Regions from separate parts of the Homo sapiens genome. Here region 1 is linked to region 2. A link is an interaction called in ENCODE POLR2A ChIA-PET data of the cell type or tissue named here. Cell type or tissue: MCF 10A. All regions are shown on one strand.

Region 1 (5,000 bases), 110 kb before region 2:
AAGCCATGCTGAACTGCATCAGCAGAGAAGGGTGGGCTTCCTTGGAGTCAGAATGCATGCGCAGGAGGACCCATCCATGGTACCTATGACGATTTATCAAAGAGTTCCTTAAAGAAAGTGAAGAGACGAATCACAGAAGATATTTGGAATATACATAATCCAAGAACAGTATTCTTAAGAGCATCTAAAGAATATCTCCAAGTTACCTTTGGGCCCAATAATTTTAATATTCTCTAAGGTATTGACTCCATCTAAGACATGAGACTTTGCCTGGTTTGGAGTCAGATCCTTTCTAGAAACTCTTATTCTCCTTCAAAAAAGGTGGGAGAACCTGAACACAACATTCGGGAACCACTAACTGATGGCTTCAGGAATCCAACTAACACTCAGGAAACACAGGGGTCGAACACACCTCTGGCTTCCTCGGGACAGCTTGCATAATCTCCTCCTTCCAGGCACACCTAGCTATGAATTCAGCTGAGTTTTTAAGAAACATGAATCTGGAATACAGTGAGAGGAGTGGGTATAATGGAATAGAAGGGGAAGCAGGCCCTCCCGCTAAGGGGTACACACTCTCCAGAGGACACACACACGCAGCGCTCTTGTTCAGGCATCTCACATAAACTTGTCCAAAATGGACCAAATGGCTCTTTCTTCTTCAGGCAACTCCCTTTTCTAACTTCTGGGCCTCCAGTGTTGTTGGCATATTTTGCTTGCTTTCCTGACGCAAACCAAGAGGCATCTGTGATTCCTCTCCCCTTTTATCCGCTGCATCTGAGCAGTGGGTGGACTCCACCACCCTCCCTCTTTTGTGGATGCCCCTCCCACTGGCTCCTCCTTCTCCCACTGGTTGCCTCTTGTCTGGGGAGCGGGGAGGCCTTTAGCATTCCATTCCATAAAGCTCTGATCTTACGGTGTCAAAGCTGACAATGAATACCATTTCAAATGAAATCATGGCCACCTGCCTCTGCCTGGCTTTCCAGTGTCCCCACGCCATGACGCTGGCCCTTCCCTGTCACATCATCCCCACCTTTTAGGGTCAGTCTTTTCTGATCTTCCTATGCTCCCACAAGCATGGGAATCTATTTCTCCCTCCACACCTGAGCCTGAAGTGCCAGCCTCCCCACCCTTCACGGCCATCTCTGTGCAGCCTTCCTGATAGGCTTCCCAGAAGCCCTGCTGATAGGGGCTATCTCCTTTATGCCCTGACTGTTTCCGTGTTGACTATTTCCAACCTAGCACCAATTCTGCAGTTTATTATATACTGCTAAATGTTATCTTTCCACAGGTTGTGATCTTTTTGATGGTAAGGGTCTGGTAATGCCTGTTTGCAGCCTCTCTTAACTGCACACAATGCAAGGATGTGCGTATGGGAGAAATTAACATTTGTTGAGAGCTTTAAGACTTTATCTCATTGAATTCTTTCAACCCTAAGAGTTGGATATTTTTTGTCTCTATTTTATAGATGAGGAAACTGAAGCTTGGAGAAATAGTTTTGCATACACAGCCACTAAGTCGCTGAGTTAGGATTTGAAAGTAGGGCTGCTTATGGTGAAGCATCTTTCACTATTCCATGCCTCTATTCCAAAGTGGGGTGTAGGCTGCTCATAAATTGCATTGAATCAGAAAAAAAATTAGACACACAAAGCTGATATATGTTTAATATCATTGCTAGCACTGAACTCATACATGTTTTTTTATATCACAACCTGAAAGCTTAAATCTCAGACCGATCTACTCTAACACTCTTTTTTCTTTTTTAAAGAAGCTAAGAGCAAGTTTTAAGATTGATGTCTCTTTGAAAATGTCTTATTTATTTTTCTGCAAGCGTGGTTCATCTAAAAATTTTGCTTGGTAGGAAGAGGCCTAGGGGTGTGTGTGTTGTCTTTGAACTGGGTGACCAGGGAGGAGGTTGTGATAGCTGGTAATATGTCTCTTTCAAGGCTGGTGCTGCAGCAGAAAATGTTCCTGCCCATACATAGGATTAGATTGTAATCAAAGGAACAGGGTCATGAAACAAACTTTTGAAATGGAACTCAGATGTTGTAAATACATATACCTTGGCCAGGCTCCCAGACGTGAGAACCTCCCCCATGATCCCAAAGAAAAATATTCCATTGTATTAGATTACATTAGACGAGAGAGAAATAGAACACTCAAGCATGGATGAGGAGAATATATAAAGGAAAAAGGAAATAAAGAGGAATAGGCCAGGCACCGTGGCTCACACCTATAATCCCAGCACTTTGGGAGGCCGAGGTGGGAGAATCACATGAGCCCAGAAGTTCAAGACCAGCCTGGGCAACATGGTAAACCCCATCTCTACCAAAAATACAAAAAATTAGCCAGGCGTGGTGTGCAAAAACATAGCACTTAAGTTTCACAGGGGCAGGGCTTTTGTTTGTTTTTCTCTTTATTGCAAGTGTCTATAACAGTCCTAGATACATAGTTGGTATTCTATAAATATTTGTTAAAAGATTGTAAACCAGGAACATTGGGAGGGTGAATTCTGCTTGCTGGTGGAGAAGGGTGAGGGACACAGGTCCTTGCTGCCTGCAGGGGCATGTTCGGGCCAGTCTGAGTAGTCTGTGGTTCCAGCAACTCGGGAAGCTGAGATGGAAGGATCACTTAAGCTTGGGAGGCGGAGGTTGCAGTGAGTTGAGATTGTGCCACTGCACTCCAGCCTGTGGGACACAATGAGACCCCACCTCAAAAAATAAAATAAAATAAAGAAAAATAGAGGAAGACTGGTAAAAGGTTTCCTCTAGTAAGTGGTTGGAAAATAATGGTTGGATACATCTTGAATCATCAGAACTGGAAGGGAAAGTGACTTTTGTCTTAAGCACTAACTCTCGCCCGAATCTTTTTTCATACCCTAGTGAGGTGAATACACAGCCTGGTGGTTTGGGATTTCAGCTGAATTAAAGCCGCTTGGCCTGTGCTTTCTGCTTACCATGGTGGAACTTGCTGACTAATAGTCCAAGTCCTGGACTCCTCCTGGCTGGTGCCTATGTACTCTGGCTGATTCCTTGGTCCTTCCACTGCAGGAGGAAGAGAGACGATGTCGTTGACTAATCTCATCTCAGTCACTTCTGGTTCCCTGACTGTGATTCCCAAGAGTCCTTAGTCTAGAAAACAAAGGTTTCTAGGCCACTAACCATGGAATTGACACAGAGCTCTCTGCAGTTCTAAAGATGGCACCATACGGCCAGATGCGGTGGCTGACACCTGTAATCCCAGCACTTTGGGAGGCCGAGGTGGGTGGATCACCTGAGGTCAGGAGTTCGAGACCAGCCTGGCCAACATAATGAAACCCCATCTCTACTAAAAATACAAACAATTAGCCGGGTGTGGTGGTGCACGCCTGTAATCCCAGCTACTCGGGAGGCCGAGGCAGGAGAATTGCTTGAACCTGGTAGGTGGAGGTTGCAGTGAGCTGAGATCACACCATTGCACTCTAGCCTGGGTGACAAGAGCAAAACTCCATCCAAAAAAAAAAAAAAAAAAAAGGGGGCACCATGCTTGCTGTGCTTTGGCTCAGCCCATCTGTGTCTCTTCATGTGACTTCGCAGTTGATCTTCCTTTGGTTCCAAGAAAGAGGGAACTCGAAGCCTGGGAATCTAGGTCTGTCTAGCAGTCCTGTTTCTCTCTGTTCTGGCCTCAGGATATCTCATGGGTACACAAACCATAGCCCTTTTGGGGCTTGGGAAGAGGGGCAGGTGGGGGATCGGGACATGGGTAAGAGTGAGTCTTTGTGATCTGCCTTTGTTAAGGCTGATGGCCAAAAGGGCAGACACTTGTCGCAGTTTTCTCCTGGGCTCAGACAGTGGGTCAATGTGCCCCATACAGTGACTGCTTAGATAAAAGTGCCTCAGGACCCTGAAAGAAAGCCTGTCTCCAGGAGGCTACAGTGAAAACAGAACAGGCTGTGTAGTCACACATTCCTGGGTTCAAATTCCAAGTTAGTCACTCAGTATTGTGATCTGGTAGTTCCTCTGAGCCTATATATTCCTTCCTAGGGTGGTTTTAGCAATTGAATAAGAGAGGTGCCTGATGTATACTCAGCACTTAAACAAATGCTAGTTCTATCTTCCTGGTTTTAGGTTCCATGCAGTGCAGAGAGCAGGAGCCCCTGGTTCATTTCCTACTTCTCTTCCCTTGCTCACTTGTTCCAGTCTCAAATACAAATGCGCTCCCACTAGGGCGCTGAGTCTTGATGTGCCCTTGGCTGGGATCTTACTGCCACGGTGTCTCCTCGGGTTCCTTTACCCCACTCAGGCCTCTGCGTAGACATCACCGCCTCAGAGACTCTCCCAGACCAGTGTGTCCAGGGCGGCCTCCCTGTCTTCCATCCTCTCCCCACTCTGTTTTTCTTGAGAGAATTTATTACCCCTGACATCATATTGCCTCTTCCATTAGCACATCAGTTTCACAGAGGCAGGGATTTTGTTTGTTTGTTTTTCTCTTTTTTCCAAGTGTCTATAACAGTCTTAGGTACGTAGTTGGTATTCAATAAACATTTGTTAAAAGATCATACACCAGGAACACTGGGAGGGTGAATTCTGTTTGCTGGTGGAAAAGGATGAGGGGCACAGGTCCCTGCTGCCTGCAGGGACATGTTTTGGCCATTCGGCCCCAAGCAGAATTTCAGCCTTCACTTGTGCCTTTGCCTGGGCACCCTGATGCTTGTCCATCTGTTTGGGGTGACCCTGGAAAGGCGTGCTCTATGGCTGTAGGAGAACCCTAATGCTCCAGGCTCTCCTGCCCAGATCCCTGGATTCAGGGGCCATCTGGTCTCAAAACTCAAATGCTATAGCAAAACCCCCACACTGGGCTGTGCTTTTTATCCTGGGCTTGGGGCATAGTGGGTGGTATGGGGCACAGGACACCGTGACTTCCCGGATCATCCTTTTTACTTAATGGTAATTCACTTGAAGCATCATTGTTACAGAAAATCAACCTCGAATATATCACACCATAGAAAGCATGGTTCCCATCCT
Region 2 (5,000 bases):
CGGAGGGGTCTTAGCCGTGGATGCGGAATATAGTGGAGCTAGATTTGCTTTATATGGGGCCTGGAGCCATTTCAGCAATGGGCTATCAGCTTACAGGTCTTGGGCTAAAAGCCTGACTCCAGAAGAGTGATTCTCACCCTGGGCAGTTTTGCCTCTCCGGGGCCATTTGGCAACGAATGAAGACACATTTTTTGTTGTTCCAACCTGGGGAGGGTGCTACTGGTTTCTGGTGGGTAGAGGCCAGGAATGCTGCCCAACATCTGGAGTACACTGGATGTTCCAGGCATTGAGTTCGGGTGAGCGGCTCCTTCCCAGAAGCTCATGGATAGAGGTACACATGAGCTGCCTTTCCCGTCTCCAACCAGACAACGTGTTGTTATAGCCATAATAGAGACTGTCTGCCTTCACCCAAGCCACTTCCCAAGAGGGCAGAGCCAGGTGAGCCTCTGAGCATCACAGACTTCATGTCCACAGATTGGAGAGTTCCAGAAATGGTGGCAGGGTGCAGTACCAGCAGACTCCCAGAGCTCCTGTCTTCTCTAACACCCTGTGAGCAGAATGCGGTGTCGAGGTCTCCAGAAACCCTTCCTGCCTCTGTGGGCACAAAGCTGGGTAGGGTGCGGTAAGCAGGGTGATGCCAAGGGTGATCTCAGGTACCAAGGGTTCGGGTGAGGGCGAACTGGAGGTTCCCACTTCATTTTGTCTTTCTCATTTTGATCCTGAGTAGCTGGGAGGGAGTCAAAGGGCTCTTCTCTATGTTCCAATGCAGGTGGTGGGAGTGGGGAGACTTTCTAGCTACTTTGCTCTCCTCCTGTGTTTTTGGTGTCTGCAGAGGGCAGGGGCAGGGAGCTTGAGATGGTCCCACTCAGGTCTGGGGACAGAGAGGCCTGTCTGGGAAGGGCAGCGGGGCGGAGGCAGGGAGGCTGGGGATGAGTGCGTGCGCTGCACGGCATCTGTGTGCTGCGTTAGAGGTCAGTGTTGAGATGGAAAGTTGACTGAACCTGATCTCTTCTGTTTGTTGTCCAGGTTTGTCTGATCTCAGACTTTCCCCGGCCTTTCTCTTTCACCCTTTTGTTTCTGACCTCTGGGGTCCATCTGAAGAGGGAAGGGGGGCTCTTCTAGGAGGGTGTGGACCTGGTGGCGCTGAAGAAATCTGCCGCACGGTGGGGTGACTCAGCGTCCCTGTTCTTGGGAACCTGGCAGGCAGCTGAGCAGGGGCACTCACTCAGCCTGCCTCTCTGGGTCCCTGGGTGTCTGCTGCTCTCCATGTGGAGGAGCACAGAGGGCAGGGCAGGATGGATGAGGAAAGCTGTGGGCTGGTGCCTGGGTCTGATTAGACATGGTGGAGCAGGACTCCAACCTAGCCTGGAGGCGCACGCTAAATCGGCCTTTTCCTGCCGGTGGTGCTGGGCTGCCGGGCTGCTGGAACAATTTAATCTGTGCTGGCTTCATTTATGGTACAACCCAGGCTCCCCAGAGCCCCTGTGGGAATAACCATTCTAAATAAAATATTTTTCCAGGTTTCAGGTTTATACATTTAACATTTAAATTTTTTTTTTCCTGGAGTTCAACAATTTTGGATAAAAGTCTTTTAAAATGATGAATAGGTAGAATTTTAATTCCCTCCCCTTTTTGATGTCCCAAGATCATCGTCATCAACGTAATTCTTGTTTTGGGCTGTAAGACATGGAAATCCCCAGGGTTCATTGAGGGGCATTCATTGTTTGCCACACACAAAATGTACCCGGAGTTTGTATGTTTTGTTTTCTTAGTGTCCTCTTTCCTCTCTGCCATTTGATCCTTCTTGCTACTGTCCACATGCATTCCTTCTTTGTCCCTTCAATTTTGTTGACTTTCTTCTGCGGTGGCCTTGGAAACCAGACATCCAGAAGCCAGGCTTCCTGGAGCAGCACTGTTGTGAACTGTCTCGAGGCTCCTCACGAGATGATTCTCCCCTCATCTTGAGTGGAAAGTGCCAACATTTGAACATGCTCAGCCGTGGTAACAGCTATTAGGATGTTCAGAGCTTATTTTCCTTGGTTTCCCTGTTCTCGGTTGGGTTCCATGCTGCTGAAGTAGTAGATAACTGGGGCATTCGTCATTGTCATCATCATCAGTGTAATAACCAGCAGCAACATGGATATAGAATTTCTGTGCTCCAGGTCGTCTTTTATTTATTTATTTATTTATTTATTTATTTATTTATTTTTGAGGCAGTGTCTTGCTCTGTCGCCCAGGCTGGAGTACAATGGTGCGATCTCAGCTCACTGCAACCTCCACCTCCTGGGTTCAAGCAATTGTCCTGTGTCACCCTTCTGAGTAGCTGGGATTACAGGTGTGTGCCACCACACCCGGCTAATTTTTTTGTATTTTTAGCAGAGATGGGGTTTCACCATGTTGGCCAGGCTGGTCTTGAATTCCTGACCTCAAGTGATCCACATGCCTCAGCCTCCCAAAGTGCTGGGATTATAGGCATGAGCCACCACACCCGGCCTAAGTCATCTTTTAACTGCTTTTCTTTCGTCATACTCTCAACAGCTCTATGAAGAAAGAACTGTTATTATCCAGCAACTTACAGTTAAGAAAGTAGAGGCACAGAGAGGGTCTGTGTGGGGAGAACACGTGCAGCTGATATAGAAAATGGCAGAGCTGGACTTTAACCCGGCTACACCCCTTTAACCAGAGCTGCTACCCTGGGGACGGCGTGCTGGCTTCTAAAGGAAGCTGCTGCATGGCAAGTGAAGAGTGACTAGTTCTCAGGCTTGGAGGGAGGGGAAAGGACAGGGACAGACCCCCATCAAATGTTCCGTATGCTGGGGCCTATGCTGGGCACGCCTTGACAGCAGGTGCTGCTGGAGTGCCAGCACCCGGTGCTGTCCCTGGCATGGAAGAGGTGCCCCCTCCCTTAGTTGGTGAGTGAGTGAATACTCTTGTATAGAGTTACTCTAAGAATTATTCATTTGTGTTCTAAGGGCTGTAAGTTTTTGAAGGTGCATTAATGGGGAAGAAAAAATGTGCAAGATTGGTTGAAAAACACCCCTCTGCACCCACCCAGATCTTGTTGGGACCTGCAGGAGAGCAGCTCTGGGTGGGAGGGTCTGGGGCTGTTTGCCGTGTCTCCAAGGGGTTGGGGCTGGGGCTCGGCGGTGTGAGGCCCTGCCCTTCTGGAGCTTGCTGGGGCTTGTCTCCTGGTTACAGCTCTGCCGTGCGATTCAGATCCTCTCTGCCTCCTTTGGCTGGACGTGCCTCAGCCAGAGTGAGACTGTGGCAGGCTGGAGCTGTTTTCAAGGCCTCCTTCACCTAGGCTGTGCATACAAAAGGTTGAAGAAAGTATAAGGAGACTTAATGGACGCTTGTTGGACAGACATCACGAAGCTTCATGCCCTGCAGTAAGCTGAAGCTATGAAGTCGAAGGAGTCATAGTTCCTGTTCTTGGGGCTCTCAGTATAATGGGGTTGGGGTGGGCTGCACAGACAGACTTGGGAACGAGGGAATGTCAGTGTGGCAGAGCTGTAGCTGCCTCGGAGCAGCACTATGGGACCTTAGGCAGGGCCAGGTGGGCAGGTACACAGTGACAGCAGGGGGATGCTGGGACCAGGTTCTGGGTGGCGACGTGGCCTTCCACCTTCTCACTCCTTTGCCATATATGCTGCAGCCCGGTGATGTCTGTGGCACGAGTTTTAAAAAACTCAACTAATTGGTGCTCTTCCAGACCACAAATGAAGAACTTTAAACTGGGGGTTATAGTGGGAGAATTTGGGGGGGTCCCAGAAAGGACTTAAACCCATTCCATGGTCAGGGCCTTTCAAATGCATTCATCCCTCTGTGTGCCTCTGTTCTGCCCCAGCCTTGTAAGAGGGTCCCTGTCATTCTTCTAGAGCCAGACAGCCTGATTTCAAATCCTGAATCCATCGCTTTTCAGATTTGTGATCTTGGTCAAGTAACTGACCTCTGTGAGCCTCAAATTCTCCATCTCTGAAAGTTGGGGAGGGTGCTAGTAGTACCCACCTAAGAGTTAGGGTGAAGCTGAAATTGATCATCCATATAAATTGCTCAGCACGGGCCCTGACAGGCCATCAGCACTCATTAGCCGCGCGTCATCTCCACCCTCATCATCATTACGGTCCAGGTGGCTCCCGGAGGGCACGTCTCTCTGGGAAACTGGACCTGGAGCTTTTCTTCCCTTCCTCTCTTGGCAGACAATGGCGATGACCACTCAGAAGGAGGCCTGGTGGAGAACCACGTGGACAGCACCATGAACATGTTGGGCGGGGGAGGCAGTGCTGGCCGGAAGCCCCTCAAGTCGGGTATGAAGGAGCTGGCCGTGTTCCGGGAGAAGGTCACTGAGCAGCACCGGCAGATGGGCAAGGGTGGCAAGCATCACCTTGGCCTGGAGGAGCCCAAGAAGCTGCGACCACCCCCTGCCAGGGTCAGTGAGGGTCAGGTCTGGTGGAAGGGGTGGGAGGACAAGGAAAGTGGGGTCTCAGCTGGAGGAGGGCATCCTAATAAGACCCTCATCTGGTGTGACCTGTAGGCAAAGCACTTTTCTTTCCACAAACATAGTTGTGGAACATAGTTAGTGACCTTTGGGGCAGTCAGTATCTCTGGCTGTGAAATAGACTGGACATGTGGTTTCTTGATGTTCTTTCCTTCTAAAACCTTCACATTTCTGTATGGTTTTGGAACATAGACACAGAAAATGAATCCCAGAGATGAAGACAGAGTCCCTGAAACTTGCTTACTCTTTTTTTTTTCCTCCCCCTGAGATGGGGTCTCACTCTGTTGCCCAGGCTGGAGTGTAATGGTGCCATCACACCTCACTGCTGCCTCCAACTCCTGGGCTCAAGTGATCCTCCTTCCTCAGCCTCCTGAACAGCTGGGACTATAGGCATGCACCACCACACCTGGCCAGTTTTGTATTTTTTGGTGGAAATGTGGGTCTCACTATGTTGTCCAGGCTGGTCTCAAACTCCTGGACTCAAGCAATCCTCCCACCTCGG

The links. Peaks named below come from ENCODE experiments on the same cell type or tissue, not always from the same donor. Only the 100,000 strongest peaks of a DNase experiment are listed, where the experiment ranks them.
Region 1: POLR2A ChIA-PET joins it to region 2 with 5 read pairs; 2 of 35 experiments call an interaction of 5 or more read pairs at or near these places.

The regions. Positions count from the first base shown.
Region 1 is chr2:216,549,338-216,554,337 of GRCh38, forward strand. LOC101928180 (a long non-coding RNA gene) reads left to right here and starts at 4,715. Exons shown (of 2, transcript XR_427226.4): 1 at 4,715-5,000. RefSeq lists an enhancer at 3,595-4,106. In MCF 10A, no CTCF peak of the experiment used is centred here; DNase peaks (open chromatin) are centred at 2,074 and 2,584.
Region 2 is chr2:216,656,358-216,661,357 of GRCh38, forward strand. IGFBP2 (insulin like growth factor binding protein 2) reads left to right here. Exons shown (of 4, transcript NM_000597.3): 2 at 4,200-4,429. Among named protein-coding and RNA genes, the nearest start is that of IGFBP2, 25 kb to the left of the region's middle. In MCF 10A, no CTCF peak of the experiment used is centred here; no DNase peak of the experiment used is centred here.